Linked DNA regions of Homo sapiens: region 2 is linked to region 1. Evidence: read pairs that join two places in POLR2A ChIA-PET (ENCODE). Cell type or tissue: Panc1. All regions are shown on one strand.

Region 1 (5,000 bases):
TAGGCAGCTGTTGTCTTTTTGTGCTAGGATAGTGAATTGCAGTTATTTTTCTTCATTGTCTTCTTTCAGAAATTGACAGATAGTAATGAAAGATGCAGGTTATATTCAACAAACCTAAACCAGTGTACTCAATAGTGATATCTCTAATGCTTTCTTCCACATAACCTTAAAATATTTACTGTGTTTGATGATATAATTTATTCAGAGCTGCTTTAATAACGATGCTGTCCTGAAATTTTCTACTATATTTAACTTCATAAAACATTTTAAATCCTATTATGAAAGCCCAGAGTTTTTATTTTTAAGTTAAATATGTAATGCTGCCTATAAATCAGCAGGTAATTCCTACACTCTGGAACTCTTTACTTGAATGAAGTTGAATATTTTAATGCATTTCAAGAAAGAGCTGCTGGGTGCAGGTAAGGCTGCAGTATGGAATTCTCTTCTCTGCAGTTACTAAGAAGGAGACACCTCCTTTGGACCCTCAGAAGCTGTACCTCTACCTTCTGATTTACTTTTAAATTATTTATGTCCCCTTTGGCACTCTCATACTTATTTGGCTTATAAAACAAGAAATATTCCTCAGGAAGGATTTAAATGATAAGAGTTATGCACATTTTAAAAATGGATTCATAGTTCTGAAACTGTCAGAATAATTAGTTTATTTTCTATTGTAGTAGTTATGGGAGTTTTAGCATGAGATCTGGATTTTGCAAAGAACTTGGTAAGACTGTATTTTTTTTTCGTTAATGAGAGCTATTTCACATTCATAGGTCCTTGATCATAAAATCCCTGCAAATTTGATACAAAGTTATCAGTGTCTGAGAGATCTTAAATTCTTGATTAGAATTGAAAGCAAATTTTAGCTATATATGTGAACATATCTTTAAATGTGCTGAAGTTTTTATTGAATACACCAGTTTTTTTTTAAGCAAATGAAATATCAGTTGATGCATTATAAAACAAATTCTACTGTCAACTATTAAAGGGAAAGCTAGAGTTTGTTCAGATACATTCATTTATTCATTCAACATCTATTTTAGACATTATTCTGGGGATACAGTGGTATACAAAACAGATAAAATTCCTTGCCCCTTGAGTCATCCATTCCAGGAAAGGAGAAAGGTAATCAACACGATCAACATGATAAGTTAGTAAAATATAAGTAAATGAGAGTGATAAGTCCTGGGGAGAAAAAAATAAAATACGAAAGGAGAAAATGAAATAGAGGTGAGGTTGCAGGGAGAGGGGAAGTGTTGAAATTTTAAATAGGGTAGCTAGGGAAAGACTCACTGAGATGGTGCCTTTTTAGTGAAGAGCTGAAGAAAGTCAGGGAACAAAGTATATGGCTATGTTGGTGGGGGAGGTGGGGTGAATACATCATTTCTTTGCCTGGAATGACGTACCCACCCTGCCTTCCTCCCCAACACAGTCATATACTTTGTTTTGTTTTTCTTTTTGTAGTTTATACTCATATATTTGAAGAACAGCTAGAGGTCAGCTCTGGCTGGAGTGCAGATAACCATGGGTGGAGAGTAATGGAGAATGAAATCTGAGAGGACACAGGAAGTCCAACCATATGAGGCCTTTATAAGGGCATTGAATTTGACTGAGATAAAAGGCCATTAGAAGGTTTTGAGCAGAGGAGTGACATGGTGTGATTTATGTTTTAACAGGATGACTCTGGCCACTGTGTTGGGAGTAAAATTCAGAGGGGCAAGGACAGAAGTAGGGAAACTATTTCTGCAGTAAGAGGCTGTTGTAAACCAGAAGAGAGGTGGTAGTGGCTCCCACATGGTAGCAGTGGAGATGGGGAGATAGTGAGAAGTGGTCGAATTGTGTGCATGTTTAATCACCTTTATTGAGGTGTAATTAACATACAATAAAATGTACACAATATACAGTTAGGCATTTTAATCAGTTTATTTACTCATGACTACCACCACAATCAAGATATAGATTCCATCACTCCAAAAGATTCCTTTATGCTCCTGTCAGTCAGTCCCCAGCCCCAGCCCCCGGCCCCAGGCAACTACTTTTCTGCTTTCTATCATTGTAGAATAGATGTTTTGTTAGGAGAATTTCACATAAATGGAATCATACCATATGTACTCTCTTTTCTGGCTTTATTTTAGCTCAGCATAATGTTTTTAAGATTCATCTATGTTGTTGTATATATTAATAGTTCCTTTTATATTGCTAAGTAATACTTCATTGTATGACAGTATATTTATTCTGAAGGTTGAGCTGTAACATATGACAGAAAGACAAGTCTAGGTTGAGTAACAAGAATGGAGTTGCCATTAACTGAAGTGGAAGATTGCAGGAGGAACTAGTTTTGGGAGGGTGAGGGAAATGTGGGCATCAGAGCTTAGCTTTGGACATGTTTACTAAACAAGTTTTAAATGTCCACCAAATAGGCAAATGGAGATGTCAAGTAGGCAGTTGGAGTTCAGTGGAAAAGTTTGGTCTGCAGAAATAGAGTTGGGAGTCATTGGCACATAGATGGTATTGAAAGCCACAAGAATTTGGGAATAAATGTTGAGAGAAAAGAGGTCCAACTACAGAGCCCTGGGGCACTCAAACATTTATTGAGAGGGCGCAAGATGAGGTAAAACCAGCAAAAGAGATTGAGAAGAAGCAACCAAAAAGGAGGAGGAAAACCAAATGAATGTGGTACTTTGGAAGCCACAAGAAAAGGTGTTTCTAGGAGGAGAGAAGGATCAGCAACTATGTCAAATGCTACTGACAGATCAAATAAGATGAGGATTGAGAAATGATTACAGGATTTAATACTGAGAAGTTTATTGGTAACCTTGAGAAGAGTGATTTTAAGATAGGAGTGGAGACAGTGCATTCAAGTTTTGATGTAAAGGGAAGATGAGAAATATAGCAGTAACCGGAAGGGGAAATGGGAGCAAGGGAGCTTTTGTTTTGTTTTTGTAGGATAAGAGAAATAATAGCATTTCTATGTTGTTGGCAGTGATTCAGTAAACAGGGAAGAATTGATGATGCAAGAGAGAAAGGAGAGAGTTGCTGGATCAGTGTCCTGGAGAAAGCAAGAGAGAATGGGATCTAACACACAGGTGGGAGCAGTGTCTTTGGCTTGGAGCATGGGCAGTTTATTCATAGTGTTATAACATAGCTGTGGTTGTTGATGAGACCTTAAATAGATTAAAGCAGTGATAATAGGGAGGAAAATGGACTAGATTTGAGATTTTAAAAAATCTATAGGAACTGGGGCACAGTGGTATGCACCTGTAGTCCTAGCTATTCAGGAGGCTGAGGCCAGAGGACCACTTGAGCCCAGGAGTTTAAGACTGTAGTGTTCTATGATCACACCTGGTGCATAGCCACTGCACTCCAGCCTGGGCAATATAGTGATGCCCTGTCTCTAAAAAAGTTTTTTTTTTTTTTTTAATCTGTAGGAACTGGTAATTGCTCAGAAATGGGAGGTGAGAGAATTTGGGTACTAAGGGTGATGCTCTTGGCTTGGCTTACTGTTGGATGTTGTCAACTCCTTCCTTCCTTCCTTCCTTCCTCTCCCTCTCTCTTTCTTTCCTTTGTTTTCTTCTTCTTCTTTTTTTTTTTTTTTCAGGGCCTTGCTCTGTCACCCAGGCTGGAGTGTAGTGGCATGATCATGGCTCACTGCAGCCTCGACTTGCTGGACTCAAGTGATCCTCCCACCTTAGCCTCCCAGGTAGCTGGAACTACTAAAAAAATTAGCCTGCACCACCATGGCTGACTAATTTTTTTTTTAATAAAAAATTTTTATTGTAATAGTTATTTTTTGAGTTAAAATTTATATGTGTGTATGTTTAATCAACTTTATTGAGGTATAACTCACTATGTTGCCAGGGCTGGTCTTGAATTCCTGGGCCCAAGCAATCCTCCTGCCTTAGCCTCCCAAATTACTGGGATTTCAGGTGTTAGCCATTGTGCCTCACTGTCAGCATCTGAAATAGAGAATATAGGAGAGCAGAGGTAGTGGTGAGGGACCTCTTATGTTTAAGGTGTCTGTGGGACACATAGATGATGGTAATTGGATCTGAGTCTGGGCTGGAAATGGAGATTTGTGATCGTCAGCATACTGCTGGTAGGTAGAACTAGAAGTTGAAAATATGAATGCCTAACGGCTAGGCAGATAAGTACAGTCAAGTGCTGCATAAGGACATTTAGGTCAACGATGGACCACATATATGATGGTGGTTCTATAAGATTATAATACCATATTTTTACTGTACTTTTTCTATGTTTAGATACACAAATACTTACCATTGTGTTGTAGTTGCCCTCAGTATTGAGTCCAGTAACATACTCTATAGCAGGGCATCAAATCTTTTGCCTTCCCTGGGCCACATTGGAAGAAGAATTGTCTTGGGTCACACATAAAATACACTAACGATAGCTGATGAGCTAAAAAAGAAAATTACAAAAAAACCTCATAATGTTTTAAGAAAGTTTATGTATTTGTATTGGGCTGCATTCAAAGCCATCCTGTGCTACATGCAGCCTGTGGGCAGCAGATTGGACAAGCTTGCAGGTTTATAGCCTAGGAATGATAGCCAAACCCTATAGCCTAGGTGTGTAGTAGGCTTTACCATCTAGGTTCATGTACTGATGTTGGCACAGTGATGAAATTGCCTAATGATGCATTTCTCACGACACATCTCTCAGAACAGATTCCAGTCATTAAGCAGTGCATAACTGTAAATGAGTGAAGAGTATGGCTGTGTAAAGACTAGCAAGTTGGAGAGGTCACACCCTGTGTAAAGGGATAGCTGCCACTTAGTTCCAGACAGTTGTAGGCTTGGAATGTTTGCCCATTGTTGTCAGATCATCCTTTTTTTTCCAAGAGAAGCCAGAAATTAATTAATTAATTAATTTATTTATTTATTTATTTTTTGTGAATGGGGTTGAGTGTGTGTGTGTGTGTGTGAACTCTCCAGTTTTAGGAACAATTTTTTATGTAGACCGAATAAAATGCATCTATGGGCTAG
Region 2 (5,000 bases), 62 kb before region 1:
CAGCCTCCCCAGTAGCTGGGATTACAGGAGTGTGCCACCATGCCCAGCTAATTTTTTTTTTTTTTATTTTTAGTAGAGAAAGGGTTTCACCATGTTGGCCTGGCTGGTCTGAAACTCCTGACCTCAAGGAGTGATCCACCCACCTCAGCCTCCCAAAATGCTAGGATTACAGGCATGAGCCACCACAACTGGCCTTCAATGATTATTTTAGAGAGATAGTTTAACAATCTCCTGACCATCATCTGATGGTCACCTGACATTCCTGGATTGGGGGGGGGGGCTTTCCTGCCCTGCTCTTGTCCGCCTAACTACCTACTCTAACATATAGGCTAACCAGCTACTCTCAACTTCTTCCTTCCTCCACCTACCTTATAAATCTCTCTCACCTTGGATAATTCCAGTGATGCACCTCCTGTGTTCCTAGACACAGGCTGCTGAGAATTGCTGGGGGAAAAAAAAAATCCCTCAACCATTCAAAACAAGATAAGCCAGTGCTACCAATAGTTTGTATGTTTAAACTCAGAGGGACCCTTATTGCTACTTCCATCCCTTTTTTTTTCACTTCACAGAGCCCTTCCCTCTTGCCTTTTACACTTCATCACCTTCTTAAAGTTCACTGTCTAATTCTATGACCTCCCCTTCCCCCTTCCTATCTGTTAATGACCTAATTCATATAGAAATAGAGTTCACCAAGGAGAATGCCTCTTAATTTCCTGCATTTGATCTTGAAGTATTTTCCGTAGGCCTTAGCTTTCTCAAGCCTCTCTCATTTTTCCCCATTCTAATTATTGATTCTTAATCTTTTTTCCTGGTTTCTCTTCTTTTTCCTCTTCTTTAAATTTTGCTGTCCTCTAGGGTTCCATCCTGAACCATACACTCTATCCACATTCCCTGATCTCAATGCTTCCTATGCCTTCAGCTACCTTCTCTCTCCTTTTTTTTTTTTTTTTTTAGAGATAGGGTGTCACTCTGTCGCCCAGGTTGGAGTGCAGTGGCACCATCAAGGCTCACTGCAGCCTCAACCACCTGGGCTCAAGAGCTCCTCCAATTTCAGCTTCCTGAGTAGTTGGAACTACAGGTATGTGCCACCATGCCTGGCTTTTTTTTTTTTTTTTGGTAGAGACAGGGTCTGGCTATGTTGCCCAGGCTGGTCTCAAACTCCTGGCTTGAAGTGATCCTCCTGCCTCATGCCTCAACCTCCCAAAGTGCTGGAATTATAGGCATGAACCACCACTCCTGGCCAGCTACCGCCTATGGATTAAAACTCAAATGTGTAATTCCAGCACTGGTTTATTTCTTGAGCTCCAAATTAGGATATCCACTTGCCGGCTGAATGTCTATTTTTTTTTTTTTTTTTAGACGGAGTTTTGCTCTTGTTGCCCAGGCTGGAGTGCAGTGGCGTGATCTCGGCTCACCACAACCTCCACCTCCTGGGTTCAAGCGATTCTCCTGCCTCAGTCTCCTGAGTAGCTGGGATTACAGGCATGTGCCACCACGCCCGGCTAATTTTTTGTGTCTTTAGTAGAGATGGGGTTTCACCATGTTGGCCAGGCTGGTCTTGAACTCCTGACCTCGTGATCTGCCTGCCTCGGCCTCCCAAAGTGCTGGGATTACAGGTGTGAGTCACCACTCCCGGCCCCACACATATATCTTACAATGTAGAATATTCTTGTCACAATACACTGTGGATGAACTCATTAAGGACGCTGTGAGATAATTGCTACCTGAATTAGAATGTGTAATTCACTGTGGAACATAGTAAAGGTAAGATTAGCTCTATCTGGGGGTGGGCACAGGTGTGGGTGTCCAAAGAAACTCTCAAAAAGGAACTGATATTTGTTGTTGTTGTTGTTGTTGTTGTTGTTGTTGTTGAGATGGAGTCTTGCTCTGTTGCCCCGGCTGGACTGCGGTGGCGCAATCTCTGCTCACTGCAACCTCTGCCTCCCAGGTTCAACAATTCTCCTGCCTCAGCCTCCTGAGTAGCTGGGATTATAGGCGTGCACCACCATGCCCAGCTAATTTTGTATTTTTGGTAGAGACGGGGTTTCACCTTGTTGGCCAGGCTGGTTTTGAACTCCTAACCTTAATTCAGATCATCTTCACAAACATTCAACATGGGCTGCTATGCCCCAGGCAGTATTGTTATATTGGAGATAGAGAGGTGAATAAGTCACTGACCTCAATGAGATTTTAGCTGGAGAAGCTACTTTTTCCTTGACTATCATTTATTCAAGAAAGTGGCTTGGGAGAATTAGCTCCCTAATCTCTATGAGCTCCTCTCAGCCAACCCAAATAAGTACAAAGCGTAAGTAAAAATGGTTTCTGGCAATCCAGCTTCCCTAGCCTTCCCTGACCCTTTTATTCAGATTGCCTGCTGCTGCTAAGCAGATTGCCTGCGGCTTTGTGTTCCATGTTGTCTACGTGAGGCACTGTGCTAAGCTTGTGGATGCACATATGACTGAGTCCTCAAAGAACCCAAGAGATAGGAGAACCAGGCACTCAATGAGTAGATGCAATAGGTTGTCCCAGACACTGTTACATGTTTGTTCAGGGTGTAGATGGGGCTGTAAAGAATGAAAGGTCACTTCCATCTGTGAAGGAGGGTGTTTGTAAAATGTTTAAAGCCCGAGGTAGCTGAGATGTGGGTCTCCAAGGGGACACTGGAAGGAGAAGACAAAAGATCAGTTCATTCCTCTTTTCTTTCCTTAGAACACTTACAGAACCTAAATCTCCTAAAATATTTTCTCTCCCTTTCTCAACTCTCTTTTGCCTGAAAATCATAGCTTTTCCTAAACTTGATGTTTCACTTTCTTGCTCTGTAGCTAGTGGAAAGGGTGAAAAAAAAAAAAACAGGACTGTGAACAAAACAGGCTATGCCTTATTTTGCTTCTACCAAATATAAGCATGATCTTGTTTCCTCTACACCCAGCAAAGGACAGTCAATGTCTTGTAGGTTTCTGTGTTTTTCCTTAATAAAACAACACTGTAGGAATGTTGTTTTATTTGATGCTCGACAAATACCAATTAAGAAACATGACAACAATAACAGCAATAACAAAAAGCAGTTGGTGTGAAGTTTAGGAAGAGAAGACAGCAAACCAACAACAACAGAATGCATTATGAAGTAATTTGTACCTACACTCTTGGCTGTGAAAAGTTGGAAATAATTTTTGCTAGAAACTAAGGGAAAAAATTAATGGTCTAAACAGCTGTGTAAAGGAAGGAAACTTCCTATGGAGAAACACAAGCCATTCTTGTTCTTCCTTTTTAAAAACAAAACAGGCCAGGCACAGTGGCTCACACCTGTAATCCCACACTCTGGAAGGTCAAGGGGTGGGGGGTGGATCACCTGAGGTAGGAGTTTGAGACCAGCCTGGCCAACATGGTGAAACCCTGTCTCTACTAAAAATACAAAAATTAGCCGGGCGTGGTGGCGGGCGCCTGTAGTCCCAGCTACTCAGGAGGCTGAGGCAGGAGAATCGCTTAGACCTGTGAGCAGGAGGTTGCAGTGAGCTGAGATGGCGCTACTGCACTCTAGCCTGGGTGACCGAGTGAGACTCTGTCTCTAAATAAATAAATGAATAAATACATACATACAAAACAAAACTTGGCTAAATGATTATTCAGTTACAAAAGTTAGAAACCTTGGTATTATCTCTGATTCTCCTTACTCCCTCCTCATTTAATTCCATTGCTTAGTGAGTTTTAAAATCTTATCTCCAAAATGTTTCTCAATAAATATACAGAATAGTATCTTTCCTATTCTTCATCCATGCTGTCATTGTCCAAACTGAAACTCTCTATTGCTTGATTAGCTTTTTAAAACTCTCTTTGTCTTCTTATCTCATCTTGCTCCTCTCCATTTTGTCCTCAGTTTTGCTGCCAGAATGGTCTTTCAAAAATCATGTCTTTAATATTTATTGATATTCTGAATGGCAGGATGAATCTGTCCCAGCTCCTGTCCTTGACGAGTTTTTGATGTTTTACGGTTAACATTGACTCTACCTTTCAGTTCTGAGTCTAGTCCTTTTTTTCTGCTATGCATCAGCTGCCACATCATTTCCACAAGATGCCAGTCACTGAGGAATGTAGGAACTATAGCCGATGTGTCTCCACCACGTGTAACTTTAGCTAATTATTTAAAGAATGTAGTTTGACACTTTGTGTAGAATGTAGAAAAAGTGCTGTGGAAATGGACATGGTTTTATGAGTCAAGAACTGCACTTGATCCTGGCTTTCCCTGATGACCTGTGTTTTGACATTTGAAGCTAAGTAGAGCCTGCTGATGCCTGGTGACCCTGATGAAAGTTAAAACTGATTTAGAAGTTGATGATGTTGCCTGTGTCATGTCCAAGACATTTATTTACTACACTTAATCTTAGCCAAATAACTGAGAAGTGATCAAGACATTTATACATAAACAATGAAGATATAGCTTGCTGCTGGGGTGAAATGGATCTGGCATGCAAAGACCTAGATTCTAATTCTGGTTCTGCTGTTTACTAGTTGTGTGACTTTTGGCAAGCCACTAAATAACTCTGTGTTCTAGTGTCCTCATATTTAAAACGGGTGTGATAGTACAAATCTTGAAGGATTGTTGAGGGGAATAAAGGAAACAACGTAACTCATGGAGTTTAGCACAATCCTTGAAACCTTTTGGTCAGTTTCAATGGAACAGATAATTCAGATCAAACAATAATTATTAAGCACCTTCTGTGTGCCAAGAACTGGGCTAGTTTCTAGGACTACAAAGATAAGGCCTGGTTCCTGCTGTTAAGAAGCTAATGGAGGGATACTAATGAACACTATGTAAATTTTTTAACTCAATCTGAGTCATGATGTTTCAAGATCCCCACAGTTTGCTTATCCCAAAAGACATCCGCAACATGAGCTATTCTGCTGATTAGTCTGGAACATCAAGTTTCTATAGGAAGTGTATAGTGTGTTTTGAGGAGGCCATGTAGCATGATGAAAAGACAGGTATGTGTTTATATGGACTC

What was found. Peaks named below come from ENCODE experiments on the same cell type or tissue, not always from the same donor. Only the 100,000 strongest peaks of a DNase experiment are listed, where the experiment ranks them.
Region 2: POLR2A ChIA-PET joins it to region 1 with 6 read pairs; 3 of 35 experiments call an interaction of 5 or more read pairs at or near these places.

What each region holds. Positions count from the first base shown.
Region 1 is chr1:51,670,486-51,675,485 of GRCh38, forward strand. All of the region lies in intron 3 of OSBPL9 (oxysterol binding protein like 9), which reads left to right. Among named protein-coding and RNA genes, the nearest start is that of OSBPL9, 56 kb to the left of the region's middle. In Panc1, no CTCF peak of the experiment used is centred here; no DNase peak of the experiment used is centred here.
Region 2 is chr1:51,608,409-51,613,408 of GRCh38, forward strand. LOC105378719 (a long non-coding RNA gene) reads right to left here. Exons shown (of 3, transcript XR_947339.4): 3 at 2,575-2,660. It also overlaps a transcript of OSBPL9 not described here. Among named protein-coding and RNA genes, the nearest start is that of OSBPL9, 6.2 kb to the right of the region's middle. In Panc1, no CTCF peak of the experiment used is centred here; no DNase peak of the experiment used is centred here; H3K27ac peaks cover 1,244 bases.